Regions from separate parts of the Homo sapiens genome. Here region 2 is linked to region 1. Evidence: read pairs that join two places in POLR2A ChIA-PET (ENCODE). Cell type or tissue: Panc1. All regions are shown on one strand. Each heading gives the region's core, and the rest is flanking DNA. Links, peaks and the distances in the headings are about the cores only.

Region 1 (16,171 bases), core at 5,459-10,458:
GGGGCTCCAATATCAGGCTGAAGTGGGAGGCCATGCCCCAAGATTCAACAGTGATCTGCATGGTCTGGAACAGTGTGGACCAGCACCGTTGAATAGAACCCTTGGCAATGAGGGAAAGTATCTGTACTGTCCAGTGTGGTAGTCACTAGTCACAAGGGCTTTTGAACACTTGAAATGTAGCTAGAAACTGAATCAGTACCAAAAGCCTGAAAAGAGCGCTTTCCTCTTTTGGGTATTTTTATCTTAAGGAGTTAATCATGCAGATGTACACACTATTCATTATAGCATTGTTTATAATATTAAAAAACATACTATAATATTAGAGTAACATAAACATACTATTTATTTATTTTTGAGTCATAGTCTCACCGTGTCGCCCAGGCTGGAGTGCAGTGGCATGATCTCGTCTCACTGCAGCCTCTGCCTCCCGGGTTCAAGAGATTCACCTGCCTCAGCCTCCCAAGTAGCTGGGACTACAGGTGCCTGCCACCATGTCCAGCTAATTTTTGTATTTTTAGTAGACATGGGGTTTCACCATGTTGGCCAAGCTGCTCTCAAACTCCTGACCTCAGGTGATTTCACCTGCCTCAGCTTCCCAAAGTGTTGGGATTACAGGCATGAGCTGCTGCGCCTGGCTGAAATATACTATTTAAAGCAATTTCATACCCTGGCAGTGGAGTACTATGCAGCTGTTAAAACTGCTGTTGTAGATAGGTATTTGTTGACAGAAAAGTTGTTTACAATATGCTAAGTGAAAAAGGGCTGGTTACAAAACTATGTGGTTAGTGTGTTCCCATTTTTTAGTGAAAATATTGTATGTTTGTGTGCATATACAGATAGATGATATGATCTGTATCCTGGTAAAACACATCTTTGGATACAGGTATCCAGGTATCCAAAGATGTGTTTTAATGCCTGTTCTGCCATTTATTGGCTGTGTACTTAGCCTTTCAGCCTTCTCAGTTTTTTTGTTTTGTTTTGTTTGTTTTTGAGACAGAGGCTCCCTCTGTCACTCAGGCTGGAGTGCAGTGGTAAGATCTTGGCTCACTGTAGCCTCTGCCTTCCGGGTTCCAGTGGTTCTCTTGCCTCAACCTCCCAGGTAGCTGAGATTACAGGCATGTGTGACTACGCCTGGCTAATTTTTGTATTTTTAGTAGAGATGGGGTTTCACCATCGTCTCTACTAAAAGATTGTCATTGTTTGGCCAGGCTGGTCTCAAACTCCTGACCTCAGGTGATCGGCCTGCCTCAGCCTCCCAAAGTGCTAGGATTACAGGTGTGAGCCACCGTGCCCGGCTGCCTTCTCAGTTTTTTTTTTTTTTTTTTTAACTGTAAAAGAGAGATGTAAAAATAATGTCTTCTGGCCAGAACTGCCATCTTCCACTTTGCCAAATTGACAAAGGGAAAGAGGAGTAGCACTGCTATATTTTCTTTAAAAATATAGCCTTTTAGAAAACGTGGAGTTATTCCTTTGGCCACATACATGTGAATCTACAAGAAAGGTGATATTGTAGACATCAAGGGTATGGGTACTATTCAAAAATTTCAAACAGGAGTGTCCCACAATGTTACTCTGGCAAAACTGGAAGAGTCTATCAACAGTGTTACCCAGTGGGCCAGGCGCGGTGGCTCACGCTTGTAATCCCAGCACTTTGGGAGGCCGAGGCAGGTGGATCACAAGGTCAGGAGATCAAGACCATCCTGGCTAACATGGTGAAACCCTGTCTCCACTAAAAATAGAAAAATCAGCTGGGCGTGGTGGCAGGCGCCTGTAATCCCAGCTACTTAGGAGGCTGAGGCAGGAGAATGGCATGAACCTGGGAGGCGGAGCTTGCAGTGAGCTGAGATCACGCCACTGCACTCCAGCATGGGCGACAGAGCCAGACTCTGTCTCAAAAAAAAAAAAACAAACAAAAAAAAAACAACAGTGTTACCCAGCATGCTGTTGACATTGTTGTAAACAACAGGTTGGCTGGGCATGCACGGTGGCTCACTTCTGTAATCCTAGCACTTTGAGAGGCTGAGGCAGGTGGATCACCTGAGGTCAGGAGTTTGAGAGCAGCCTGGCCAACATGGTGAAACCCCTTCTCTCCTAAAAATACAAAAATTAGCTGGGTGTGGTGGTGGGCGCCTGTAATCCCAGCTACTCGGGAGGCTGACACAGAAGAATCACATCAACCCAGGAGGCAGAGGCTGCAGTAAGCAGAGATCACGCCATTGCACTCCAGCCTGGGCGACAGCAAGACTCCGTCTCAAAAACAAACAAACAAACAAGAAAACAAAACAGGTTAAGGTCCAGATTTTTTTTATTATTATTATTTTTATTTTTTATTATACTTTAAGTTCTGGGATACATGTGTAGAACGTGCAGGTTTATTACATAGGTATACATGTGCCATGGTGGTTTGCTGCACCCATCAACCCATCATCTACATCTGGTATTTCTCCTAATGCTATCCCTGCTCCCTACCCCTGACAAGCCCCAGTGTGTGATGTTCCCCTCCCTGTGGCTATATGTTCTCATTGTTCAACTCTCACTTATGAGTGGGAACATGTGGCATTTGGTTTCTGTTCCTGTGTTAATTTGCTGAGATATTTCTCTTAATACTGAAATTGTTATCTGTTTCCGCTTCTGGGAGGAAGGTAATCTTTCTTGGTTTTCATAACAATATCCTCTCCTGAGAGAAGGATGCTTCGCTTCTGTGAACGTACCTTCGGAGTCTGTGTAATCCTGTGCCTTAAATAGCTCTTTTTCAGACGCTTATAATGTTTTTATTTTCCAAAAGAGCTCTCTCCTGAATGCCCTTCCCATTTGCTCCCTTACAATGCTTCTGGGCAATCTCTTCTCTATGTTTATGACTCCCAAGTTCTTTACCTGCAGTTGAGCACTCTCTCCTGAGCTTCAGATCCAGATAACCAGGATCACTAACTGTATGCCCCATGAACATCTTGAGCTCATCACATCTGATACTAAAATCTACATTTCTGGCCAGGCGCAGTGGCTCACGCCTGTAATCCCAGCACTTACGGAGGCCGAGGCAGGTGGATCACCTGAGGTTGGGAGTTTGAGACCAGCCTGACCAACATGGAGAAACCCCGTCTCTACTAAAAATACAAAATTAGCCGGGCGTGGTGGCGCATGCCTGTAATCCCAGGTATTCGGGAGGCTGAGGCAGGAGAATTGCTTGAACCTGGTAGGCAGAGGCTGCGGTGAGCTGAGATTGTGCCATTGCTCCAGCCTGGGTGACAAGAGTGAAACTCCATCTCCAAAAAAAAAAAAAAAACTACATTTCTTCACACCTTAAACCTGTAATGCTTTTCCTTATCTCTAAATTGTACCACCATCTTTTTGGTTGCTTGTACCATCCTGGGTCATTTTCCCTCAGCCTATCAATTACTAAATCCTATTCACTCTTTCTTGCCCTCTTTTTATCTAACCCCTCCTTTCTATTTTTATTGCCATTGCCCATGCCAGGTCCTATTCTCCCTCCCTCCATCTCCCTCTCATTGCTTCCAGAATTAGCCTTGGCCTATGATCCCACAGTCCTGGGGCACGTGTAGATTACCTGAATCTATATAGTTGTAGAACACATGCCCTGAACAACTTTTGACTTCTGGGTTATATGAGAACTTAAAAAGATAACTAAAAAGATTTGTTGATATTGACTGCATTCATAACATGGAATGACTTTACACTTTACCAAATAGTTAATATAAGTGTATGTAAAAATAGGTTATGTATAAAAAAGATAAATAATACAAGAGATCATTTGCTGACTTCCAAATGAGTGGTATAGATAATCCCCATAGGGATTTGGAAGAGTGAGAGATCATTAAGAGTAATGGATTTAATGAATGGAAAGGAACAAAGGAAGTAAAAAGCAGACAAGGGTTGGTGGGGAGGAGGGGTGGAGAGTTGGATAAAAGGGAGAAAAAGATAATGTAAGGTAAGTAGTAAAGATACATGACATTGGGGTTCATGAAATTAAAAAAAGATAGGGCTTCCCAAGGCTGCTCTGACTGCAAAATACACAGTACATGGTTTGGTTGCTGTGTTAATGAAAATAAAGTCTTTTGATTTCATACTCCACTAGTCCTTTAATTTTACTTAATTATTGACTGAACTATGTTCCCAATCCTGGCTAGTCATTTTGGAGTTATCTGTCTTGACCAAACAGGAGATTGGGCAATAGATTGTGTTGTAATCAGAACAAACACATCCTTTGACACCAAAAACAACAACTTAAAATGCATGCCCTGATTATTGTTGTATGTATATTTGAACTATGTGGTCTTCTGTCAATATTCTGGAATTTTCAGATAGCCTAGCATTTTAAAAATTTATTATTTTGGTGACCTCTTCATAGGTAAACACTCTAACTTTAATTTCAAGCTTATCTATTCCAAAGACATGAATGTGTATAATTTATAATGTGGGACTATTCTAAATATATGTATATAGGTTCATTTTTAATTTTTATTTTTTAGAAACAGGGTCTTGCTCTGTCAATGAGGCTAGAGTGCAGTGGTGTGATCATAGCTCACTGCAGCCTTGAACTTCTGGGTTCAAGCAATCCTCCCACTTCAGCCTCCCGAGTTGCTGGGACTACAGGTGCATGCCACCATACCTGGCTAATTTAAAATTTTTTTGTAGAGACAAGGTCTCCCTGTGTTGTCAAGGCTGGTTTTTAATGCCTGGGCTCAAGTAGTCCTCCTTATTTGGCCTGGTAAAGTGCTGGGACTAGATGTGTGAACCACTGTGCCTGGCAGGTTCATTTTTTCAGTTTCATTCAAATCAGTGTATGTTGTATAGCTGTCCTTTTAGAGTTTTGCCTCTGAATTTTCAGAAATTATGTATTTTCTCCATTATCATTTCAATTAATAGTATTTTTTGAAATTGGTCATACTAAGAATTGACATATAAAAACTCCATTTAACATAAAATCATTCTTGGTTTTGAAATATTAATTATAACATAATTAATATATTTCCCTAAGCACCCTATTCAAAGTACTGCTAACATAATATCTTAGAGCAGTGGTTTTCAAACTTTGAGTCAGCTTGCCTATTCTTGGTCTGGCTCTTTCTTGCTCATAATCTATGATGTGCACTGGTGTTTTCAATTATTTTCTATTTTAGTCCAGTTCAGGTTATTTCACTTGCCGGGGGTAGGGTGGGGGAAATGCTGGTTTCAACTGAATAGATGGATTTCATGATTCACTAATGGGTCATAAGATGCAGTTTGAAAAACAATACCTTAGAGTAGACTTTTACAAAAAATAATTTGAAAAATACAGAGCAACATAAAGTAGCAAACCAAATTTGATTCACCAGTTAACTCCTGTTGACATTTCAGAAATAGAAATATATGCATAATAAGAATTCAAACAATATCACAATTGCTATTTGTTATATTAATACAGAAAGATACAAAATGAAAAATGTTAAACCTTTGTCTTCTTTAACACCTGGTCATTCTGCACAAAAGTAGCTAGTAAAAATGGCTTCTTATAATGACGTTTTTTGTGCATGTACCATTACATATGTATCTTTTAAAAATACCAAAGAGATAGATATATATATTCTTTTCCATCTTTATCACTTAATATTATGTCTTAGTGATCTTTCCATATCGACAATACAGATCTTATTTTTTTAACCCCCAAGTCAAAGGTCATTTTTTAAATTTATTTTTATTTTTGGTCAGAGTCTTTCTCTGTCTCCCAGGCTAAAGTGCAGTGATGCGATCATGGCTCACTGCAGCCTCAAACTCCTGGGCCCAAGCAATCTTCCCATTTTAGCCTCTCAAGTTAACTAGGACTACAGGTACATGCCAACACACTTGGCTAATATTTTTAATTTTAATTTTTTTTTTTGGTAGAGCTGGGGTTTTACTATGTTGCCCGGGCTGCAGTGCAGTGGCACAGTCACAACTCTGTAGCCTCAACCACCCAGGCTCAAGCAGTTGTCCAGCCTCAGCCTCCTGAGTAGCTAAGACTACAGGTATGAGCAACCATGCCCAGCTAATTAATTTTTTATATTTTGTAGAGATGAGGTCTCACTATGTTGTCCAGTCTGGTCTCAAAATCCTGGGCTCAAGCAATCCTCCTACCTTTGCCTCCCAAAGTGCTGGAATTACAGGCATGAGCCACCTGGCCTCTTATTTATTTTTATTTTTATTTTTTTGAGACAGAATCTTGCTCAGTCACCCAGGCTGGAGTATAGTAGAACAATCTCGGCTCACTGCAACCTCCACCTGCCGGGTTCAAGTGATTCTTCTGCCTCAGCCTCCCGAGTAGCTGGGACTACAGGTGTGTGCCACCATGCCTGGCTACTTTTTGTATTTTTAGTAGAGATGAGGTTTCACTGTGTTAGCCAAGCTGGTCTCGAACTCCTGACCTTGTGATCCACCTGCCCCGGCCTCCCAAAGTGCTGGGATTACAGGCGTGAGCCACCGTGCCTGGCCCATCCACCTGGCCTCTTATTGCATTCTTTTTTAATGGCTATATAATATTCCACTGTAGGGATGGACTTTAATTTCTTCAACCAGTTCCTTATTGATGCTGTCTGGATGCTCTTAAGCTTTAAAATTTTTCCCAATCTGATCAGTGAAAAATATGTCTCCATTGCTTCAATTTGCATTCTTCAGTTGAGATAGTCATATTGTTAGATAATTTTTGACTATTTTAATTTATATTTATTTTTGTGAAATGTCTGTTCGTATTCTCTGCGCATTGGACTCTGAAGGGTTTTCTATTTTTCTTTTTTTTTTTTTGAGACAGAGTCTTGCTCTGTTGCCCAGGCTGGAGTGCAGTGGTGCAATCTCGGCTCACTGCAGCCTCTGCTTCCCGGGTTCACGCCATTCTCCTGCCTCAGTTTCCCAAGTAGCTATAACTACTGGCGCCCGCCACCATGCTCGGCTAATTTTTTTTTTTTTTTTGTATTTTTAGTAGAGATGGGGTTTCACTGTGTTAGCCAGGATGGTCTCAATCTCCTGACCTCGTGATCTGCCCACTTTGGCCTCCCAAAGTGCTGGGATTACAGGCTTGAGCCACCACGCCCGGCTCCATTTTTCTTTTTCTTTTTTCTTTAACAACTGGTAATTAATTAATTAATTTTTTTTGAGATGGAGTCTCGCTCTGTCACCCAGGCTAGAGTGCAGTGGCACGATCTCGGCTCACTGCAACCTCCGCCTCTCAGGTTCTAGGAATTCTCCTGCCTCAGCCTCCCGAGTAGCTGGGACTACAGGCGCCTGCCACCACGCCTGGCTAAGTTTTTATTTTTAGTAGAGACGGGGTTTCACCATCTTGGCCAGGCTGGTCTCGAACTCCTGACCTTGTGATCCATCCGCCTTGGCCTCCCAAAGTGCTGGGATTACAGGCATGAGCCACCGCGCCCGGCCAATTAATTTATTAAAATAGTTGACTTAAACATCTGCATTGGTGACTTCAGAATCGATTCCTGGCGCAACACTGATGGAAATAATCTGCTTGACAATCTTGGAAGGACTGTGCAAGTCAGTGAGTCACTTTTGGATTCTCATCTGGAAACCATCCCAGTGCCTTAGAACTTTCACCACAAGGAGTTTTTCTTGTAGTGATTTTCAGAGTCTTGGTAGGCATACAGACTGGTCCTTTTACTTGAGATTTTTAAACTTTTTGCCTGTGATCAAGTCAGCACACACCTTCTCCAGGGGTTTTATTCTAATTCCATGAACCACCACCCCTGGCTCCACAGCTGTTTTTCTGGTATCTTTAAAGGCCATGGATGTGGCACAGCTTCCTTACTGACCTGTTCCTCAGTGAGAGTGAACAGCATTGAGTCATGAGCGGGAGTGGCAGACCAGAGCTCTCCAGCACCTGTGACCACATCTTTCTCAAAAAAAAAAGCTGAATTTTATAAGCTCTATAAGCTAGCAGTCCCCAACCTTTTTGGCACCAGGGACTGGTTTTGTGGAGACAATTTTTTCACATACCGGGGTTCGGGGGATGCTTTCTGGATGATTCAAACACATTACATTTATTATGCACTTTATTTCTATTATTACTACATTGTAACATATAATGAAATAATTATACATCTCACCATAGTGTGTAATCAGTGGGAACTCTGAACTTGTTTTCCTGCAACAAGATGATTCTATCTGGGGGTACTGGGAGACAGTGACAGATCATCAAGCATTAGATTCTCATAAAGAGTGCACAGCCCACATCCCTTGCACATGCAGTTCATAATGGGGTTCGTGGTCCTATGAGAATCTAATGCTGCTGCTTATCTGACAGGAGATAGAGCTCAGGTGGTAATGTGAGCAGTGGGGAGCAGCTGTAAATACAGATGAAGCTTCGCTTACTTACCTGCTGCCCACCTCCTGCTGTGTGGCTTGTTCCTAACAGGCCATGAGCCAGTATGGGTCCATGGCCCAGGGGTTAGGGACCCCTGCTGTAAGTCAGCAAATTAGCCGTCTACTTTCTTATGACTTGATGATTTCCAAACATTTTGTTAGCTTTTTGACTTTGTTCAGGATGTATTTTCTGTACAAGATAGTTCTGTAGTCAAATTTATTGACCCTTTTCTTGTGTATTATATTTTTAATATTTTAAAAATTTGAATAGCTTGTGGGGTACAAGTAGTTTTTGGTTACATGGATGAATTATATAGTGGTGAATTTTGAGATTTTTAGTGCACCTCATACCCGAGTAGTGTACATTATAACCAATATATAGTTCTTTATCTCCTCCCACCCTCCCTTCTTCTGAATCTCCAATATCCATTATAACACTTTGAATACTTTTGTGTATCCATAGCTTAGCTCCCACCATATGGTATTTGGTTTGCCATTCCTGAGTTATTTCACTTAAAATAATGGCCTCCAGCTTCATCCATGCTTTTTTTTTTTTTTTTTGAGACGAAGTCTTACTCTCTTGCCCGAGCTGGAATGAAGTGGCATGATCTTGGCTCACTGCAACCTCCGCCTCCTGTGTTCAAGCAGTTCTCCTGCCTCGGCCTCCCATGTAGCTAGGATTACAGACATGCACCACCACAACCAGCTAATTTTTGTATTTTTAGTAGAGACAGGGTTTCACCATGTTGTCGAGGCTGGTCTTGAACTCCTGACCTCAGGTGATCCACCTGCCTTGGCCTCCCAGAGTGCTGGGATTACAGGTGTGAGCCACTGTGCCCAGCCCCAAGTTTCTGAAAAGACATTATTTCATTCTTTTTTATGACTGAGTAGTATTTCATGGTGTATATATACCACTTTTTTTTTTTTTTTTTGAGACAGGGTCTCACTTTGTCACCCAGGCTGGAGTGCAGTGGCATGAACATGGCTCACTGCAGCCTCGACCTCCTGGGCCCAAGCAATCCTCCCACCTCAACCCCCTAACATACAGGTATGTGCCACTATGCCTGGCTAATTTTTTGTAGAGATGGGGTTTTATCATCTTGCCCAGGTCAGTCCTGAGCTCCGGAAATCTGCCCACCTTGGCTTCCCAAAGTGCGGGGATTTCAGGTGTGAGCCACTGCACCTGGCTATCTACCACATTTTCTTTATCCACTCATTGGTTAATGAGCACTTAGGTTGGTTCCATATCTTTGCAGTTGTGGATTGTGCTGTGATAAACATATGTATGCAGCTGCCTTTGATATAATGACTTCTTTTTCTTTGGGTAGACACCTGGTAGTGGGATTGCTGGATTGAATGGTGGATCTATGCTTAGTTCTTTAAGAATTTTCCATACTGTTTTCCATAGAGGTTGTACTCATTTACATTCCAACCAGCAGTGTTAAGTATTCCCTTTTCACCATATCCACAACAACATCTATTGTTTTTTGGCTTTCTTAATGGCCATTCTTGCAGAAGTAAGGTGGTATCTCATTGTGGTCTTCATTTTCATTTCCCTGATGATTAGTGATGTTGAGCATTTTTTTCATATATTTATTGACCATTTGTATATCTTCTTTTGAGAAATGTCTGTCATTTGCCCACTTTTTGATGGAATTATTTGTTTTTTTTTTCTTGCTGATTTGTTTGAGTTCCTTGTAGATTCTGGATATTAGTCCTTTGTTGGATGCATAGTTTGCAAATATTTTCTCCCATTCTGTGGGTTGTTTACTCGTGATTATTTCTTTTGCTGTGCAGGTACTTGTTAGTTTAATCAGGTCCCATTTGTTTATTTTTGCTTTTTTTACATTTGCTTTTGGGCTTTTAGTCATGAATTCTTTGCCTATTCCAATGTCCAGAAGGGTTTTTTTAAGGTTATCTTCTATAATTTTTATGGTTTCATGCCTTAGAGTTAAGTCTTTGATCCATCTTCAGTTGATTTCTGTATAAGGTAAGAGATGAGGATCCAGTTTCATCTTCTACCTGTGGCTTGTGAATTATCCCAGCACTTTTTGTTGAATAGGGTGTCCTTTCCCCACTTTATATTTTTGTTTGCTTTGTCGAAGATCAGTTGACTGTAAGTATTTGGCTTTATTTCTGGGTTCTCTATTCTGTTCTGTTGGTCTGTGTGCCTATTTTTATGCCAGTACCATGCTGTTCTGGTAACTATAGCCTTGTAGTATAGTTTGAAATTGGGTAATGTGATGCCTCCAGCTTTGTTCTTTTTGCCTAGTCTTGCTTTGGCTATGTGGGCTCTTTTTTCATTCCATATTAATTTTAGGATTGCTTTTTTTTTTTAGTTCTGTGAAGAATGATGACGGTATTTTCATGGGAATTGCATTGAATTTATGGATCGCTTTTGGCAATATGGTCATCTACACAATATTGATTCTACCCACCCATAAGCAGGGGATGTGTTTCCATTTGTTCATGTCATCTATGACTTCTTTCAGCAGTGTTTTGTAGTTTTCCTTGTGGAGAGCTTTCACCTCCTTGGTTAGGTATATTTCTCCCTTGGTTAGCTATATTCCTAAGTATTTTTATTTTATTTTTTTGCAGCTGTTATAAAAGGGGTTGAGTTCTTGCTTTCATTCTCAGCTTGGTCACTGTTGGTGCATAGCAGTGCTACTAATTTGTGTACATTGATCTTGTAATTTGAAACTTTATTGAATTTATTTTTTTATTTTTATTTATATTTATTTAATTTATTTATTTTGAGACAGAGTTTCGCTCTTGTTGCCCGGGCTGGAGTGCAATGGCTCAATCTCAGCTCACTGTAACCTCCGCCTCCCGGGTTCAAGCAATTCTGCCTCAGCCTCCTGAGTAGCTGGGATTATGGGCACCCACCACCATGCCCAGCTTATTGTTTGTATTTTTTTTTTTTTTTTGAGATGGAGTTTCGCTCTGTCACCCAGGCTGAAGTGCAATGGCGTGATCTCAGTTCACTGCAACCTCCACCTCCTGGATTCAAGCAATTCTCCTGCCTCAGCCTCTCGAGTAGCTGGGATTACAGGTGCTCACCACCACACCTGGCTAATTTTTGTATTTTTAGAAGAGACGGGGTTTTGCCATGTTGCCCAGGCTGGTCTCAAACTCCCGGCCTCAAGTGATCCGCCCCACCCTCAGCCTCCCAAAGTGCTGGGATTACAGGCATGAGCCACTGCGCCTGACAATTTTTTGTATCTTTAGTAGAGGCGAGGTTTTGCCATGTTGGCCAGGCTGGTCTCGAAATCCTGGCCTCAGGTGATCCGCCTGCCTCAGCTTCCCAAAGTGCTGGGATTACAGACGTGAGCCACCACACCCGGCCTAGTGAATTTATCAGATCTGGGAGCTTTTTGGATGCATCTTTAGGGTTTTCTAGGTATACAATCATATCAGCAAGCAGCGACACTTTGACCTCCTTTTTACCAATGTGGATGCCCTTTCTTTCTTTCTCTTGTCTGATTGCTCTGGCTAGGACTTCCAATACTGTGTTGAATAGAAGTGGGGAAAGTGGGTATCCTTGTCTTGTTCCAGTTTTCAGTGGAAATGCTTTCAACTTTTCCTCATTCAGTATCATGTTGCCTGTGGGTTTGTCATAGATGCCTTTTATTACCTTAAGCTATGTTCCTTCTATGCTGATTTTGTTGGTGGTTTTAATCCTAAAGGGATACTGGATTTTTTCAAATGCTTTTTCTGCATCTATTGACATGATCATATCATTTTTGTTTTTAACTATGATTATGTGATGTATCACATTTATTGGCTTGCATATGTTAAACCATCCCTGTATCACTGTTATGAACCCACTTGATCATGGTGTATTATCTTTTCGATATGCTGTTAGATTTGGTTAGCTAGTATTTTGTTGAGGATGTTTGCATTTGTGTTCATCAGGAATATTGGTCAGTGGTTTTCTTTTTTCAATATATCCTTTCTTGGTTTTGATATTAGAGTGATATTGGCTTCATAGAATGATTTAGGGACGATTTCCTCTTTGTCTATCTTTTGTAATAGTTTCAGTAAGATTGGTACCAATTCTTCTTTGAATGTCTGATAGAATTCAGCTGTGAATCCATCTGGTCCTGGACTTTTTTTGTTGGTAGTTTTTTTTTTAATTACTATTTTAATCTCAGTACTTGTTATTGGTCTGTTCAGAGTTTCTATTTCTTCCCAAGTTAATCTAGGAGGGTTGTATATTTTCAGGAATTTACCCATATCCTCTAGGTTTTCTACTTTGTGCGCATAAAGGTGTTCATAGTAGCCTTGAATAATCTTTTGTATTTCTGTGGTATCGGTTGTAATATCTCCAGTTTCATTTCTAATTGAGCTTATTTCGATCTTCTCTCTTCTTTTCTTGGTTAATCTTGCTAATGGTCTATCAATTTTGTTTATCTTTTCAAAGAACCAGTTGTTTCATTGATCTATTGTAAATTTTTTTGTTTCAATTTTATTTAGTTCTGTTCTAATCTTTATTTGTTTTCTTCTGCTAACTTTGGGTTTAGTTTGTCCTTGTTTCTCTAGCTCCTTGAGGTGTGACTTTAGGTTGTCAGTTTGTGATTTTTTCAGACATTTTTAGGCATTTAATGCTATGAATGTCCCTTTTAGCAGTGCTTTTTCTGTATCCCAGAGGTTTTGCTAGGTTGTGTCACTATTATCGTTCAGTTGAAAGAATTTTTAAATTTTCATCTTGATTTCATTGTTGACCCAAAGGTCATTCAGGAGCAGATTATTTAATTTCCATGTATTTGTATAGTTTTGAGGCTTCCTTTTGGAATTAATTTCCAATTTCCTTTCTCCTTTCCTTTCTTCTTTCCTTTCCCCTTTCCCCTTTCCCCTTTACCCTTTCTCCTTTCCTTGTCCTACTCTCTGGCTCAGACTGGAGTGCAGTGGCGCCATCTCAGTTCACTGCAACCTCTGTGTCCTGGGTTAAAGTGATTCTTCTGCCTCAGCCTCCTGAGTAGCTAAGATTACAGGCACCTGCCACCATGCTTGGCTAATTTTTCTATTTTTAGTAGAGATGGGGTTTTGCCATGTTGGCCAGGCTAGTCTCGAACTCTTCACCTCAGGTGATCTGCCTGCCTTGGCCTCCCAAAGTGCTGGGATTACAGCCATAAGCCACCATGCCCAGCCAATTTCCAATTTTATTTTACCATGTTCTGAGAGAGTGCTTGATATAATTTCGATTTCCTTAAATTTACTGACACTTTTTTGGGGCCTATCATATGGTCTGTCTTGGAGAATGTTCCATGTGCTAATGAAAAGAACGTATTCTCCGCAGTTGTTGGGTAGAATGTTCTGTAAATATCTGTTAAGTCCATTTGTTCTAGGGTATAGTTAAAGTCCCTTGTTTCTTTGTTGACTTTCTGTCTTGTCTAGTGCTGTCAGTGGAGTATTGAGGTCCCCCACTATTACTGTGTTGCCATCTATCTCATTTCTTAGGTCTAGTAGTAATTTTATAAATTTGGGAGCTCCAGTGTTAGGTGCATATATCTTTAGGATTGTGATACTTTTCTGTTGGACCGATCCTTTTATCATTATATAATGTCCGTCTTTGTCTTTTTAAACTGTTGTTGCTTTAAAGTCTGTGTTGTCTGATATAAGAATAGCTATTCCTGCTGGCTTCTAGTTTCCTTTTGCATGGAAACATAGTTTCCTTTTGCATATCTTTTTCTACTGCTTTACTTTAAGCTTATGTGAGGCCTTATGTGTTAGGTGAGTCTCTTGAAGACAGCAGATACTTGGTTGGTGGGTTTTTATGCATTCTGTCATCCTGTATCTTTCAAGTGGAGCATTTCAGCCATTTACATTCAACATTAGTATGGAGATGTGAGTTACTGTTCCATTCATCATGCTAGTTGTTGCCTGAACACCTTGTTTTTTTTTTTTTTTTCATTGTGTTATTGTTTTGTAGGCCCTGTGAGATTTATGCTATGAGGAGGTTCTATTTTGGTGTATTTTGAGGTTTTTGTTTCAAGATTTAGAACTCCTATTAGCATTTATTGTAGTGCTTGCTTGGTAGTGGCGAATTCACTCAGCAATTGCTTGTTTGAAAAATACTTTATCTCCCCTTCATTTATGGATAAATATTCAGGTTTCTCAGGCTATGGGTGGGGCCATTGAGCTCCCAAGCATTTATGTCTTTTGTCTTCAGCTACTTGGGCAGGTAGAGAAAAACCATCAGGTAGGGGCAGGGTTAGGTGGGTCTGAGCTCAGGGCAGGACTTGCTGTGGCCAGTATGGGGGATGGGGTGGTTCTTAAGCCAATGGGATTATGTTCCAAGGGGAATTATGGCTGCCTCTGTTGTGTCATTCAGGTCACCAGGGAAGTAGGGGAAAGCCAGCAATGACAGGCTTCACCTAGCTCCCACACAGCCAGCAAGGCCAACCTCATTCCTGTTGTGCCCCACTAACAGCACCAAGTTTATATCCAGGCAGCCAGCCTATAGGGCTGCACTCTCACCCCAGGGCATAACTCCACTGAGAAAGCAAGCAGGGCTTTCCAGCCTTGCCCCTTCCCACCTGCCGGAGACCGGGAGTGCCTGCAGGGCTCTTTCCACTGCTTCTTCTACTTTTATATTTTGCTTAGCTCACTAAATCCAGTTCGGCTCTAGGTAAAGCTAAATCCTTCTCCCATGATCTGGATTTTCAGGTTCCCCAGTGAGGATATGTGTTTGGAGGCAGACTTTTCCCTCTCTCACACTTTTGGAACTGCAGTGGCCAGCTGCTTCTTTCAAAGGGTCTGTGAATTCTTTCAGTTTTCCTGGTACGCTCCTGCAGTGAGTGGTTCTTGGAGCAAAAGTTCACGGTGTGAGTCTCCACACGCTGTTCTGTCTGTCCAAGTGGGAGTTCCACATTAGTCCTGTCTCCTATCCGTCAGATTTTAACGCTTTTGCTCACTTTTGCTTTACATTTGTGTGGAATATCTTTTTTCACCCCTTTACCTTGGGTTTATTATTATTATTATTTTTTGAGATGGAGTCTTGCTTTGTTGCCCAGGCTGGAGTACAGTGGCGTGATCCTGGCTCATTGCAACGTCCTTCTCCCGGGTTCAAGTGATTCTCCTGCCTCAGCCTCCCAAGTAGCTGGGATTACAGGTGCCCACCAACATGTCTGGCTAATGTTTGTATTTTTAGTAGAGACAGGGTTTTGCCATGTTGGCCAGGCTGGTCTCAAACTCTTGACCTCAGGTGATCCACCCACTTTGGCCTCTCAAAGTGCTGGGATTACAGGCGTGAGCCACTGCGCCCAGTCTCATGTTAACTTTAGAGAGCCTGTTGACCGACTATATGCCTTTATGATGACCTTTTTGCAATGAATTTTCCAGGAGTTCTTTGTGCTTCTTATATTTGTATATCTAAATCTCTAGCCAAAGGCCAGGAAGTTTTCCTCAATTATTCCCTCAGGTAAGTTTTCCAAACTTTTTATTGTCTCTTCTCCCTCAGGAACACCAGTTATTTTTACCTTTGCCTATTTTACATAATCTCATATTTCTTGGAGACTTTGTTCATTTTTCAAATTCTTTTTTTTTTCCTTTTGTGATTGGGTTAGTTCAAAAGCCTTAGCTTCGAGCCTGAAATTCTTTCTTCTACTTGTTCTAGTCTATTGTTAAAACTTTCTACTACATTACATTTTGTAATTCTGTAAGAGTGTCTTTCTTTCTTTTTTTTTTTTTTGAGACGGAGTCTCACTCTGTCACCAGGCTGGAGTGCAGTGGCATGATCTCAGCTCACTGCAACCTCCACCTCCTGGGTTCAAGAGATTCTCCTGCCTCAGCCTCACTGGTACCTGGGACTACAGGCGCTCACCACCAT
Region 2 (16,171 bases), core at 5,942-10,941, 210 kb before region 1:
TGGAATCATAGCAGGAGAAGGCAGTCCTGGCTGCAATGTCCCATTGGTTGTATAACTGAATTAATGGCTCATACATCAGTTAACATTCTCCATTTACCTGATTTTTTATTAATTACAAAAATTGGAGAATTCCAAGGGGAAAATATTGGAGCTATGTATCCTTTTTCTAATTGTTCATTAACTAAGTCCTCTAAAGCCTCCAGTTTCTCTTTACTTAGCGGTCATTGTTCTATCCAAATTGGCTTATCTGTTATCCAATTGGCTTATCTGTTAACCATTTAAAAGGTGTAGGTTCTAGAGGCTTAACAATGGCTGCCATCAAAAATGATATCCTCAACCTTGGCGGGAATTTTGTCTTTCCACTTGAAGTGGTTCCTTCAAACTTTGCAAATTTTTTCCTAGTCCCATACCATGGACATACCCCATTCATGCATCATATGTTGACTTTGAGGGCTATATAATTGCTCTGGAATTAAAACTTGTGCTCCCCATTGTTGTAATAAATCTCTCCCCCATAAATTTATAGGCACAGAAGTTACAATTGGTTGAATAGTCCCAAGTTGTCCATCAGGCCCTTCACAATGCAAAATATAACTACTTTGGTATACATCAGGGCCTTTACCAACTCCAACTATGTTAAATTGAGCGGGTTGAATTGGCCACGTGGACGGCCAGTGCTGTAGAGAAATGATTGAAATGTCCACTCCTGTATCTACCAAACCTTTAAATTTCTTTCCCTGAATAGTTATTTCATAGGTAGGATGTTTATCAGCAATTTGATTCACCCAGTAAGCTGCTTTGCCTTATTTATTTGTGCTTCCAAATCCTTCTGTTCGTTTAACTTCACTTTTCCCCATTTCCACATATGGCACAATCAGGAGCTCTCCTGGCTCTGCTTTCCAGGGAACAGAAGTAGATATAACAATTTGAATTTCCCCATTGTAATCTGAATCAATGATGAATTGATTTGTTATCTGAATCAATGATGAATTGATGAATTTCCCCATTGTAATCTGAATGTACTTGCACTCCTTTTAAATTTAAACTAGATCTACCTAGAAGTAATCATATCGTCCCTGCTGGCAAGGGTCCACAGACCCCCGTTGGAACTTTTTGTGGGGGTTCTCCACGTAGAAGGCTCACAGCTTTTGTGCAGCAAAAATCTACTGCAGCACTACTGGCTGTGGTGGGGGACAGGCATTGTACACAGGTGGGGGAATGGCCTGAGCTGGAAATGCCCCGGTTTGGAACGGGGCCCAGGACAGGCCCCTCATGGCATTTCCTGAAATCGAGTTCCCATCTTTATCAAACTTAGAGTGACACTGATTAGCCCAATGTTTTCCTTTTTTACACTTCGGGCATAGACCTGGTTCATACTGATTGATAGCTTGTTTAAATTCTTTGAGTAATTTAAAAGGAAAAGGCACAAATGTAGCTATAATATTTCCCTGTTGATCTGGGGGATGTATTCTAACAGGGAACTGCCAAGCCTCTAAATCACCCTCTCTTCTAGCTTACTGGATTCCTGCCTGAGTAGAACTGAAAGCGGTCACTCGAGGTGCTGCTCGAACAGTCACTGGGGCAACTACTTTTTGCCCAGTGTCCTCCAGAAAAGAAAGATCTGGAGGGTCAGGCCACTCTTTTTCTTCAAAATAATGAGAGGATGCAGAAGGGTAGGGATGAACCTCTTCCTCTTTTGCTGCTTTAGCTTTAGCTGGCAAACAAACCTGCTCTGTCACCTCTTCTGCTACTTCGTTATACTTTCCTTCCTCCTCATCATTAGTGTGAAAAGGTTCCAAGGTGGAATGAATCAGAGCCCACACTTGTCCCATTGTTACCCTGATGCTTCTGAGCTCCCTTTCTCACTCACCAGAGGGATTGCTTAGGAGTACTCAGGTGTCATCCAGCTTAGTTCCTTGTTCTCCAACTGTCGCTCTGGCAACCCTTCGACCCAGGTTCGAGCCCCACGTATGGGCACCATTTGCTGAGACTCGGTTGTGGAGACCCTAACCCTGTGGTGCTAGAGGAATTAAAGACACACACACAGAAATATAGAGTGTGGAGTGCGATCAGGGGGCTGACAGCCTTCAGAGCTGAGAGCCCCAAACAGAGTTTGACTCACATATTTATTGACGGCAAGCCAGTGATAAGCATTCTTTCTATAGATTAACTAAAAGTATTCCTTACGGGGAAACAAAGGGATGGGCCGAAACAAAGGGATGGGCTCTGGCTAGTTATCTGCAGCAGGAGAATGTCCTTAAGGCACAGATTGCTTATGCTATTGTTTGTGGTTTAAGAATGCCTTTAAGCGGTTTTCTGCCCTGTGTAGGCCAGGTGTTCCTTGCCCGCATTCCGGTAAACCCACAACCCTCAGTGTGGGCATCATGGCCATCATGAACATGTCACAGTGCTGCAGAGATTTTGTTTATGGCCAGTTTTGGGACCAGTTTATGGCCAGATTTGGGGGCCTGTTCCCAACATATGTGTGTGTGTGTATATATATATATATATATATATATATATATATATATATATATATATATATATTTTTTTTTTTTTTTTTTTTTTTTTTTTTTTTTGAGATGGAGTTTTGCTCCTGTTGCCCAGGCTGGAGTGCAGTGGTGCAATCTCAGCTCACTGGAACATCTGCCTCCCGGGTTCAAGACATTGTCCTGCCTCAGCCTCCCAAGTAACTGAAATTATAGACACCCACCACCATGCCTGGCTAATTTTTGTATTTTTAGTAGAGATGGAGTTTCATCATGTTGGCCAGGCTGATCTCAAACTCCTGACCTCAGACTCCCAAAGTGCAGGGATTACAGGCGTGAGCCACCATGCCTTGCCCAGAATTTTTAAAAACCACATTACTGAGGTATAACTGACACACAACAAATTACACATATGAAAAAGTGTACTACTTAATAAATTTGCATGTGTAAAGCTGTCACCACAATCAAGATAATAAACATATCCATCACCTCCCAAAGTTTTCTCCTGTATTTTTTTTTTTTTCTTCTTTTTTTTTTTTTAAATAGAGATGGATTCTTGCTCTGTTGCCCCAGCTGGTCTCAAACTCCTGGCCGCAAGTGTTCCTCCTGGCCTCCCAAAGTGTAGGAATTTACAGGTGTGAGCTGCTAAGTCCAGTGGCATACAGGAATCCATGTGATAAAATTGTATAGAACTAAAACAAGAATATAAGATCAAGGCCGGGCGTGGTGGCTCATGCCTGTAATCCCAGCACTTTGGGAAGCCAAGGCGGGCAGATCACCTGAGGTCGGGAGTTCGAGACCAGACTGACCAACACGGAGAAACCCCGTTTCCACTAAAAATACAAAATTAGCCGGGTGTGGTGACACATGCCTGTAATCCCAGCTACTAGGGAGGCTGAGGCAGGAGAATTGCTTAAACGTGGGAGGTGGAGGTTGCAGTGAGCTGAGATCACGCCATTGCACTCCAACCTGGGCAACAAAAGCAAAACTCCATCTTAAAAAAAAAAAAAAAAAGAATATAATATCAAAGGGCCAGACGTGGGGTGGGTGTGGTAGTGGCTCATGCCTGTAATCCCAGCACTTTGGAAGGCCGAGGTGGGTGGATCATTTGACGTCAGGAGTTGGAGACCATACTGACCCACATGGTGAAACCCTGCCTCTACTAAAAATACAAAAAAATTAGCCAGGTGTAGTGGCAGGTGCCTGTAATCCCAGCTACTTGGGAGGCTGAGGCAGGAGAATGGCTTGAACCTGGGAGGCACAGTGTGCAGTACGCTGAGATCTCACCTCTGCGCTCCAGCCTGAGCGACAGAGTGAGACTGTCTCAAAAAAAAAAAAGAGTATATGATCAGTAGATTGTATCAAGGTCAATATCCTGGTTGCGATGTTGTACTCTAGTTTTGTAAGATGTTAACATTGTGGGAAACTGGGTAAATGGTACAGAAGAGCTCTCTGTATTATTATTATTATTTTGAGACGGAGTTTCGTGCTTGTTGCCTAGGCTGGAGTGCAATGGCGCAATCTTGGCTCACTGCAACCGCCGCCTCCTGAGTTCAAGCAGTTCTCCCTCCTCAGCCTCCCAAGTAGCTGAGTTTACAGACATGTGCCACCATGCCTGGCCAATACTTTTTTTTTTTTTTTGAGACGGAGTTTTGCCCCTGTTGCCCAGGCTGGAGTGCAATGGCCCGCCTCCCAGATTCAAGCAATTCTCCTGCCTCAGCCTCCCGAGTAGCTGGGATTACAGGCACACACCATCACGCCCGGCTAATTTTGTCTTTTTAGTAGAGACTGGGTTTCACAATGTTGGTCAGGCTGGTCTTGAATTCCTGACCTCAGGTGATCCGCCCACCTCGGCCTCCCAAAGTGCTGGGATTACAGGTGTGATATTATTATTATTTTGAGACAGGGTCTCAGTCAGTTGCGCAGGCTAGCGTGCAGTGGTACAGTCATGGCTCCTGAAGCCTTGACCTCCCCTTCATATGATAAAGCCATTCTGTATTTTTTTTTTTTTTTTTTGGTAGAGTTGGGGTTTCACCATGTTGCCCAGGCTGGTCTCAAACTCCTGGACTCAAGCTATCTGCCTACCTTGGCCTTCCAAACTGCCTGGGATTACAGGCATAAGCCACTGTGCCTGTGAGACCCCATCTCTAAAAAAAAAAGAAAGATACAGAATGGCTTTGTCATCTTAAGGGTCTCATGTTGCCCTCTTTTAACTTCATCCACCTGCCTACCACACCCTTTATGTGAGTCTATTTCTTTTTCTTGCTGAGCAGTATTCCATTATGTGGATTATACCATGACTTGTTTATTCTTTACCTATTATTGACAGACTTTGGGTTGTTTCCAGAGTTCAACTATTACAAATAAAGCTGCTATAAACATTCATGTGCAAGTCTGTATATGAACATATACATTCATTTCTCTTGGTTAAATATCTAGGACTGGATTGGCTGGTTCATATGGTACATGTATTTTTAACTTTTTTTTTTTTTTTCTTGAGACAGAGTCTCGCACCGTCACCCAGGCTGGAGTCCAGTGGTGTGATCTCGCCTCACTGCAACCTCTGCCTCCCGGCTTCAAGCGATTCTCCTGCCTCAGCCTCCTGAGTAGCTGGGGTTACAGGTGCCCGCCACCATGCCCAGCTAATTTTTATATTTTTTAAATTAGAGACAGGGTTTCACCATGTTGGCCAGGCTGGTCTCAAACTCTGACCTCAAGTGATCCGCCCTCCTCGGCCTCCCAAAGTGCTGGGATAACAGGTGTGAGCCACTGCGCCTGGCCGTATTTTTAACTTTTTAAGAAACTGACAAACTCTAGTGGTTGTACCTACCAGCAGTGTATGAGAGGTCCAGTTCCAGTATATATTCTCTCCAACATGCCAGCCTTTTCTAAAAACATAGTTCTATTGAGATATAATTCACATACCATACAATTTGCACATTTAAAATAAAAAATTGGCTGGGTGCGGTGGCTCACACCTGTAATCCTAGCACTTTGGAAGGCTGAGGCGGGTGGATTGCCTGAGCTCAGAAGTTTGAGAGCAGCCTGGGCAGCACAGTGAAACCCCATCTCTACTAAAATAAAAAAAATTAGCCAGGTTTGTCAGTGTGTGCCTCTAGTCCCAGTTACTTGGGAGGCTGAGGCGGGAGAATTGCTAGAACCTGGGAGGCAGAGGTTGCAGTGAGCTGAGATTACACCACTGCACTCCAGCCTGGGCGCAGAGCAAGACTCTGTCTGTAAAAAAAATAATAATACAAAAAATAGCCGGATGCGGTGGCTCACACCTGTAATCCCAACACTTTGGGAGGCTGAGGCAGGTGGATCACCTGAGGTCAGGAGTTCAAGACCAGCCTGGCCAACTTGGTGAAACACTGTCTCTACTAAAAATACAAAAAATTAGCTGGGTGTGGTGGCGCGTTCCTGTAATCCCCGCTACTCGGGAGGCTGAGGCAGGAGAATCACTTGAACCTGGGAGGCAGAGGTTGCAGTGAGCCGAGATCACACCATTACACTCCAGCTTGGGCAACAAGAGCGCAACTCCATTTAAAAAAAAGAAAAAGTAAAACATTGTTTATTGTATTCGCAGAATTGTGCATCACTATAACCAATTTTAGAACATTTTAAAAAAGAAAACCCCCATACTATTTAGTGGTAACACCTCATTCTTCCCCCAGATCTTTTCCCCCTAGTCCTATGCACCCACTAATATACTTTCTCTCTGTGGATTTGCCTATTCTATACATTTTACATTAAACAGAATCATATGATACAAGGTCTTTTGTGACTTTCTTTCACTTAACATATTAGGTTTTCAGGGTTCATCCATGTTGTAACATGTAGCAGCACTTTATTTTTATTGCTGAATAATATTTAATTGTATGAGTATTTTGTTTATCCACTCATTAGCTGATGGACATTTGAGTTGATTCCACACTCCCATCTTTTAAATTGTAGCCCTTCTAATGGGTGTGTAGTGATAATCTCATTGTGGTTTAGTTTGTATTTCTCTAATTATTAATGATGCTATATGTCTGAAACCTATCTTACTTAGGTTTTTGAAAGATATTTTTGTTGGGTAAAGAATTCTATGTTGATGGCCGGGATCAGTGGCTCATGCCTGTAATCCCAGCACTTTGAGAGGCCAAGGTGGGAGGATTGCTTGAGCCCAGAAGCTCGAGACGAGCCTGGGCAACATGGCAAGACTCTGTCTCTACAAAAAAATAAAAATAAAAATAAATAAAAATTAGCCAGGTGTGGTGGCATGTGCCTGTGGTCCCAGCTACTCAGGAGGCTGAGGTAGGGAGGATTGGTTGAGTCTGGGAGGTCGAGGTTGCAGTGAGCCATGATTGGGCCTCTGCTCTCCAGCCTGGGTAAAAGAGCAAGGCTTTTTTTCTTTTTTTTTTTTTTTTTTGAGACAGAGTCTCACTCTGTTGCTCTGTCGCCCAGCCTGGAGTGCAGTGGTGCGATCTCGGCTCACTGCAACCTCCGCCTCCCGGGTTCAAGCGATTCTCCTGCTTCAGCCTCCCTAGTAGCTGGGACTACAGGCAGGTGCCACCACGCCTGGCTAATTTTTTGTATTTTTAGTAGAGATGGGGTTTCACCACGTTAGCCAGGATGGTCTCTATCTCCTGACCTCGTGATCCGCCCACCTCAGCCTCCCAAAATGCTGGTATTACAGGCATGATCTACCGCGCCTGGTTGGCTCTGCCTTAAAAATAATAATAATAATAATAATAATAACCAAACCACAAAGAGCAGGGCATGGTGGGGCTCACTTCTGAATCCCAGCACTTCTTTGGGAGAGTGAGGCAGGTAGATCCCTTGAGCCCTGGAGTTCAACCTTGAAGTGAGCCATGACTGAGCCAGTGCATTCCAGCCTGGGTTACAGAGTGAGACCCTCTTTTTTTTTTTTAAGATTCTGTCTCTTAAAAAAAACCAACATTGGTTAGAAATGAGCCATATCATGTTAGAAAGATATGTTGAAAGCCCTAGTGGTTCTTTTTTTTTTTTTAAACGCATCTCAAAATCAATAAAAGCAATTAAATCTACAAGGAAATGATAGTATTAACTAATATTTATAAAGTGCTTATAATCTGCCAACGACTGTGTTAAGCACTATACTTGAAATATTGCATTTAATACTCACAGTGTTTAAAGCAGGTGCAGTAAATAGTGCCTCTTCATTTTATCCTTCATTCATTTTAGACTTTTTGCAGATATCAAGGAAAATGAGGTTTAGTCAGCTTAAGATACTTGCCTGGCGGCCGGGTGCGGTGGCTCACGCCTGTAATCCCAGCACTTTGGGAGGCCGAGACGGGCGGATCACGAGGTCAGGAGATCGAGACCATCTTGGCTAACACGGTGAAACCCCGTTTCTACTAAAAATACAAAAAATTAGCCAGGCGTGTTGGCGGGCGCCTGTAGTCCCAACTACCTGGGAGGCTGAGGCAGGAGCATGGAGTGAACCCAGGAGGCGGAGCTTGCAGTGAGCTGAGATCACGCCACTGCACTCCAACCTGGGGGACACAGCAAGACTCCGTCTCAAAAAAAAAAAAAAAAAATACTTGCCTCAGGAAACACAGCTAATAATTATCAGAACCATGAATTGATCCAAGCCTGTCTCAATAGTTGAAGTTTTTTTTTGTTTTTTTTTGAGACAGAGCCTCTGTTTGTCGCCCAGGCTAGAGTGCAGTGGCGTGATCTCGGCTCACTGCAACCTCCGCCTCCCAGATTCAAGCAGTTCTCCTGCCTCAGCTTCCCGAATAGCTGGGATTACAGACGTGCGCCACCACGTCCAGCTAATTTTTGTATTTTTAATAGAGACGGAGTTTCGCCATGTTGGCAAAGCTGGTCTCCAGCTCCTGGCCTCAAATGATCTGCCCATCTCCGCCTCCCAAAGTTGTGGGGATTACAGGTGTGAGCCACCGTGCCTGGCTGCTGAGCTCTTATCTGTGTTAAAATGCTATAATTCCTGTCCTGTGATTTTTTTTCTTTCTTTTTTTTTAATTATACTTCAAGTTTTAGGGTACATGTGCACAACGTGCAGGTTTGTTACATATGTATACATATGCCATGTTGGTGTGCTGCACCCGTTAACTTGTCATTTACATTAGGTATATCTCCTAATGCTAGCCTTCCCCCCCATCTCACCCCAGGACAGGCCCCGGTGTGTGATATTCCCCATCCTGTGTCCAAGTGTTCTCATTGTTCAATTCCCTCCTATGAGTGAGAACATGTGGTGTTTGGTTTTCTGTCCTTGCAATAGTTTGCTCAGAATGATGGTTTATAGCTTCATCCATGTCCCTACAAAGGACATGAACTCATCATTTTTTATGGCTGCATAGTATTCCATGGTGTATATGTGCCACATTTTCTTTTCTTTTTTTTTTTTTTGAGACAGAGTCTCTCTCTGTCATCTAGGCTGGAGTGCAGTGGCGCGATCCTGGCTCACTGCAAGCTCTGCCTCCCGGGTTCATGCCATTCTCCTGCCTCAGCCTCCCAAGCAGCTGGGACTACAAGCGCCTGCCACCATGCCCAGCTAATTTTTTGTATTTTTAGCAGAGACGGGGTTTCACCATGTAAGCCAGGATAGTCTCGATCTCCTGACCTCGTGATCCGCCTGCCTCGTCCTCCCAAAGTCCTGGGATTATAGGTGTGAGTCACGGCGCCTGGCCGTGCCACATTTTCTTAATCCAGCCTATCATTGATGGATATTTGGGTTGGTTCCAAGTCTTTGCTATTGTGAATAGTGCCACAATAAACATATGTGTGCATGTGTCTTTATAGCAGCATGCTTTATAATCCTTTGGGTATATACCCAGTAATGGGATGGCTGGGTCAAATGGTATTTCTAGTTCTAGATCTTTGAGGAATTGCCACTGTCTTCCACAATAGTTGAACTAGTTTACAGTCCCATCAACAGTGTAAAAGCATTCCTGTCTCTCCACATCCTCTCCAGCACCTATTGTTTCCTGACATTTTAATGATTGCCATTCTAACTGGTGTGAGATGGTATCTCATTGTGGTTTTCATTTGCATTTCTCTGATAGCCAGTGATGATGAGCATTTTTTCATGTGTCTGTTGGCTGCATAAATGTCTTCTTTTGAGAAGTGTCTGTTCATATCCTTTGCCCACTTTTTGATGGGGTTGTTTGATTTTTTCTTGTAAATTTGTTTGAGTTCTTTGTAGATTCTGGATATTAGCCCTTTGTCAGATGGGTAGATTGTAAAAATTTTCTCCCATTCTGTAGGTTGCCTGTTCACTCTGATGGTAGTTTCTTTTGCTGTGCAGAAGCTCTTTAGTTTAATTAGATCCCATTTGTCAATTTTGGTTTTTGTTGCCATTGCTTTTGGTGTTTTAGTCATGAAGTCCTTGCCCATGCCTATGTCTTGAATAGTATTGCCTAGGTTTTCTTCTAGGGTTTTTATGGTTTTGGTCTAACATTTAAGTCTTTAATCTGTCTTGAATTAATTTTTGTGTAAGGTGTAAGGAAGGGATCCAGTTTCAGCTCTCTACATATGGCTAGCCAGTTTTCCCAGCACCATTTATTAAATAGGGAATCCTTTCTCCATTTCTTGTTTTTGTCAGGTTTGTCAAAGATCAGATGGTTGTAGATGTGTGGTATTATTTCTGAGGGCTCTGTTGTGTTCCATTGGTCTATATCTCTGTTTTGGTACGAGTACCATGCTGTTTTGGTTACTGTAGCCTTGTAGTATAGTTTGAAGTCATGTAGCGTGATGCCTCCAGCTTTGTTCTTTTGACTCAGGACTCTCTTGGCAATGCAGGCTCTTTTTTTGTTCCATATGAACTTTAAAGTAGTTTTTTCCAATTCCATGAAGAAAGTCATTGGTAGCTTGATGGGGATGGCATTGAATCTATAAAGTACCTTGGGCAGTATGGCCACTTTCACGATATTGATTCTTCCTATCCATGAGCATGGAATGTTCTTCCATTTGTTTGTGTCCTCTTTTATTTCATTGAGCAGTGGTTTGTAGTTCTCCTTGAAGAGGTCCTTCACATCCCTTGTAAGTTGGATTCCTAGGTATTTTATTCTCTTTGAAGCAATTGTGAATGGGAGTTCACTCATGATTTGGCTGTTTGTCTGTTATTGGTGTATAGGAATGCTTGTGATTTTTGCACACTGATTTTGTATCCTGAGACTTTGCTGAAGCTTGCTTATCTGCTTAAGGAGATTTTGGGATGAGATGATGGGGTTTTCTAAATATACAATCATGTCATCTGCAAACAGGGACAATTTGACTTCCTCTTTTCCTAACTGAATATCCTTTATTTCTTTCTCCTGCCTGATTGCCCTGGTCAGAAATTCCAACACTATGTTGAATAGGAGTGGTGAGAGAGGGCGTCCCTGTCTTGTGCCAGTTTTCAAAGGGAATGCTTCCAGTTTTTGCCCATTCAGTATGATATTGGCTGTGGGTTTGTCATAAATAGCTCTTATGATTTTGATATAGGTCCCATCAATACCTAGTTTATTGAGAGTTTTTAGCATGAAGGGCTGTTGAATTTTGTCGAAGGCCTTTTCTGCATTTATTGAGATAATCATGTGGTTTTTGTCTTTGGTTCTGTTTATATGATGGATTATGTTTATTGATTTGCATATGTTGAACTAGCCTTGCATCCTAGGGATGAAGCCAACTTGATTATGGTGGATAAGCTTTTTGATGTGCTGCTGGATTTGGTTTGCCAGTATTTTATTGAGGATTTTTGCATCGATGTTCAACAGGCATATTGGTCAAAAATTCTCTTTTTTTGTTGCGTCTCTGCCAGGCTTTGGTATCAGGATGATGTTGGCCTCATAAAATGAATTAGGGAGGATTCCCTCTTCTTCTATTGATTGGAAGAGTTTCAGAAGGAATGGTACCAGCTCCTCTTTGTATCTCTGGTAGAATTTGGCTGTGAATCCATCTGGTTCTGGACTTTTTTTGGTTGGTAGGCTATTAATTATTGCCTCAATTTCAGAACCTGCTATTCATCTATTCAGGGATTTAACTTCTTCCTGGTTTAGTCTTGGGAGGGTGTATGTGTCCAGGAATTTATCCATTTCTTCTAGATTTTCTAGTTTATTTGTGTAGAGGTGTTTTTAGTATTCTCTGTTGGCAGTTTGTATTTCTGTGGGATCGGTGGTGATATCTCCTTTATCATTTTTTATTGCATCTATTTGATTCTTCTCTCCTTTCTTCTTTGTTAGTCTTGCTAGCAGTCTATCAATTTTGTTGATGTTTTCAAAAAACCAGCTCCTGGATTCATTTATTTTTTTAAGGTTTTTTTGTGTCTCTATCTCCTTCAGTTCTGCTCTGATCTTAGTTATTTCTTGCCTTCTGCTAGTTTTTGAATGTGTTTGCTCTTGCTTCTCTAGTTCTTTTAGTTGTGATGTTAGGGTGTCAATTTTAGATCTTTCCCGCTTTCTCTTGTGGGTATTTAGTGTTATAAATTTCCCTCTACACACTGCTTTAAATGTGTCCCAGAGATTCTAGTATGTTGTGACTTTGTTCTCATTGGTTTCAAAGAACATCTTTATTTCTGCCTTCATTTCATTATTTACCCAGTAGTCATTCAGGAGCAGGTTGTTCAATTTCCATGTAGTTGAGCGATTTTGAGTGAGTTTCTTAATCCTGAGTTCTAGTTTAATTGCACTGTGGTCTGAGAGATAGTTTGTTATAATTTCTGTTCTTTGACATTTGCTGAGGAGTGCTTTACTTCCAACTATGTGGTCAATTTCGAAATAAGTGTGATGTGGTGCTGAGAAGAATGTATATTCTGTTGATTTGGGGTGGAGAGTTCTGTAGATGTCTATTAGGTCTGCTTGGTGCAGAGCTGAGTTCAATTCCTGGATATCCTTGTTAACTTTCTGTCTCATTGAACTGTCTAATGTTGACAGTGGGGTGTTAAAGTCTCCCATTATTATTGTGTGGGAGTCTAAGTCTCTTTGTAGGTTTCTAAGGAATTGCTTTATGAATCTGGGTGCTCCTGTATTGGGTGCATATATATTTAGGATAGTTAGCTCTTCTTGTTGAATTGATCCCTTTACCATTATTAATGGCCTTCTTTGTCTCTTTTGTTCTTTGTTGGTTTAAAGTCTGTTTTGTCAGAGACTAGGATTGCAATCCCTGCTTTTTTTTGTTTTCCATTTGCTTGGTAGATCTTCCTCCATCCCTTTATTTTGAGCCTATGTGTGTCTCTGCAAGTGAGATGGGTTTCCTGAATACAGCACACTGATGGGTCTTGACTCTTTATCCAATTTGCCAGTCTGTGTCTTTTAATTGAAACATTTAGCCCATTTACATTTAGGGTTAATAATGTTATGTGTAAATTTGATCCTGTCATTATGATGTTAGCTGGTTATTTTGCTCATTAGTTGATGCAGTTTCTTCCTAGCATCAACGGTCTTTACAATTTGGCATGTTTTTGCAGTGGCTGGTACCGGTTGTTCCTTTCCATGTTTAGTGCTTCCTTCAGGAGCTCTTGTAGGGCAGGCCTGGTGGTGACAAAATCTCTCAGCATTTGTTTGTCTGTAAAGGATTTTATTTCTCCTTCACTTATGAAGCTTAGTTTTGCTGGATATGAAATTCTGGGTTGAAAATTCTTTTCTTTAAGAATGTTGAATATTGGCCCCCACTCTCTTCTGGCTTGTAGAGTTTCTGCCAAGAGATCCGCTGTTAGTCTGATGGGCTTCCCTTTGTGGGTAACCCGACCTGTCTCTCTGGCTGCCCTTAACATTTTTTCCATCATTTCAACTTTGGTGAATTTGACAATTATGTGTCTTGGAGTTGCTCTTCTTGAGGAGTATCTTTGTGGCATTCTCTGTATTTCCTGAATTTGAATGTTGGCCTGCCTCGCTAGGTTGGGGAAGTTCTCCTGTATAATATCCTGAAGAGTGTTTTCCGACTTGGTTCCATTCTCCCCGTCACTTTCAGGTACACCAATCAGATGTAGATTTGGTCTTTTCACATACTCCCATGTTTCTTGGAGGCTTTGTTCGTTTCTTTTTACTCTTTTTTCTCTTAACTTCTCTTCTCGCTTCATTTCATTCATTTGATCTTCAGTCACTGATACCTTTTCTTCCACTTGATCAAATCAGCTACTGAAGCTTGTGCATGCATCACGTAGTTCTCGTGCCTTGGTTTTCAGCTCCATCAGGTCATTTAAGGACTTTTCGACACTGTTTATTCTAGTTAGCCATTCGTCTTTTTTCAAGGTTTTTATCTTCTTTGCGATGTGTTCGAACATCCTCCTTTAGCTCGGAGAAGTTGTTATTACCGATCGTCTGAAGCCTTCTTCTCTCAGCTCATCAAAGTCATTCTCCATCCAGCTTTGTTCCATTGCTGGTGAGGAGTTGCGTTCCTTTGGAGGAGAAGAGGTGCTCTGATTTTTAGAATTTTCAGCTTTTCTGCTCTGGTTTCTCCCCATCTTTAGGGTTTTACCTACCTTTGGTCTTTGATGATGGTGACGTGCAGATAGGGTTTTGGTGTAGATGTCCTGTTTGTTAGTGTTCCTTCTAACAGTCAGGACCCTCAGCTGCAAGTCTGTTGGAGTTTGCTGGAGGTCCACTCCAGACCCTGTTTGCCTGGGTATCACCAGCGGAGGCTGCAGAACAGCAAATATTGCAGAACAGCAGATGTTGCTGCCTGATCCTTCCTCTGGAAGCTTTGTCTCAGAGGGGCACCCAGCTGTATGAGGTGTCAGTTGGCCCCTACTGTGAGATGTCTCCCAGTTAGGCTACTCGGGGTCAGGGACCCACTTGAGGAGGCAGTCTGTCCATTCTCAGATCTCAAACTCCGTGCTGGGAGAACCACTACTCTCTTCAAAGCTGTCAGAAAGGGATGTTTAAGTTTGCAGAAGTTTCTGCTGCCTTTTGTTCAGATATGCTCTGCCCCCAGAGGTGGAGTCTACAGAGGCAGGCAGGCCTCCTTGAGCTGCAGTGGGCTCCACCCAGTCTGCTTTGTTTACCTATTCAAGCCTCAGCAATGGCAGACGCTGCTCCCCCAGCCTCGCTGTTGCCTTGCAGTTCAATCTCAGACTGCTGTGCTAGCAGTGAGCACAGCTCCGAGGGAGTGAGATCCTCCAAAGCAGGCGCGGGATATAATCTCCTGGTGTGCCGTTTGCTAAGACCGTTGGAAAAGCGCAGTATTAGGGTGGGAGTGTCCTGATTTTCCAGGTACTGTCTGTCATGGCTTCCTTTTGCTAGGAAAGGGAATTCCCTGACTCCTTGTGCTTTCCGGGTGAGATGATGCCCCACCCTGCTCCATGGGCTGCACCCACTGTCTGACAAGCTCCAGTGAGATGAACCTGGTACCTCAGTTGGAAATCCAGAAATCACCCGTTTTCTGCGTCGCTTACACTAGGAGCTGCAGACTGGAGCTGTTCCTATTCAGCCATCTTGGAACCTCCCCTCTGTTCTGTGTTTTTGGAGTCTTACAAATAATTCTGAGGAGGAGGGAGGGATGAATAGAAGGAACACAGTGGATTTTCTGTGCAGTAAAAATACTCTGCATGATAATATAATGGTGAATACATGATATTATACATTTGTCTAAACCCATCAAATGTGCAACAGTAAGAGCGAACTCTAATGTCAACTACAGACCCTTGGTAATGGAATGTGGGCTTATCAATTGTAACAAACGTGCCACTCTGGTGGGGGATGTTGATAATGAAGGAGGTTATGCATGTGTGGGGAAGACAATGTATAGGAAATCTCTGTACCTTCTGCTCAGTTTTGCTGTAAACCTATAATGGCTCTCAGGAAAGAAAAATTAAAGATAATGGGGAAAAAAGACTGCATGAAAAATACAAAGATGTTGGAGAGATCTACAGTAATTTAAAGCTTGACTGGGTCTAGAGGACCTATTCCTTAGATGCCTTTTATGACCTATCTTTGGAATCATACTCTCTTATTTCTGCAACAACCTACTGGCCACATAAGTCAGCCCTATCAGTGTGGGAAGAGACTACAGAAGGTTGTGAACACAGCACAGTATGTGGTCATTACTAGGGCTATCTTGGACCTCAATGCTTGGGAAATAGAAACAAAACAGATATAAATCCCTGTCCTCAGAAAGCTTACATTCTAGTAGAGGGAGCTGGACAATAAAAGTAAGCATGATGAATACTTAGTATCTAAAACACACTAATAGAGATGAGGGGGATTAGGACTGTTTGGGGGTCAGTTTGCAATATAAAATATGATGGTCAGGGTATGGTATGTCTCAGTAAGACTTTGAGCAAAGACAGACTGGTGAGGGAGTGAGCTATGTAGATGTCTAAAGGAAGAACATTCCAGAATACAGCTAGCACAGAAATCCTAACACAGAATCATGCGTGGTGTGCTCTAGGAAGAGCAAGAAGCCAGAGTTCCTGGAGAGGACTGAGCAAGGAGGAAGCAGGTCAGGGACACGAGGAGACAAGGCAGCCGAAGGTGGGGAGGATGTTTTGAGGCAGGAAAAGCATAGTGAAACCTTCAGACAACACTACATAGTTACAAATAACTAAGGAATACCATTAAGATAACTCACAAGTATACTTTGAAAAAAAATGAAGTCCAGGTGAAGTGTGCACCAATATTTTTAAAAAAGAAAAAATGTGAAGTAATTTAATTTTAACACCACACTTTTACAGCTGGGACTTTATCTTCATAAATTGCCTCTACTACGTAAAAACAGAAGTC

The links. ChIA-PET counts read pairs that join two places held together with the same protein. Peaks named below come from ENCODE experiments on the same cell type or tissue, not always from the same donor. Only the 100,000 strongest peaks of a DNase experiment are listed, where the experiment ranks them.
Region 2: POLR2A ChIA-PET joins it to region 1 with 12 read pairs; 2 of 35 experiments call an interaction of 5 or more read pairs at or near these places.

What each region holds. Positions count from the first base shown.
Region 1 is chr6:110,692,155-110,708,325 of GRCh38, reverse strand. All of the region lies in intron 2 of CDK19 (cyclin dependent kinase 19), which reads left to right. It also overlaps the pseudogene RPS20P18. Among named protein-coding and RNA genes, the nearest start is that of CDK19, 120 kb to the left of the region's middle. In Panc1, for the core only: no CTCF peak of the experiment used is centred there; a DNase peak (open chromatin) is centred at 7,635.
Region 2 is chr6:110,903,063-110,919,233 of GRCh38, reverse strand. No RefSeq gene overlaps it. Among named protein-coding and RNA genes, the nearest start is that of AMD1, 36 kb to the right of the region's middle. In Panc1, for the core only: no CTCF peak of the experiment used is centred there; no DNase peak of the experiment used is centred there.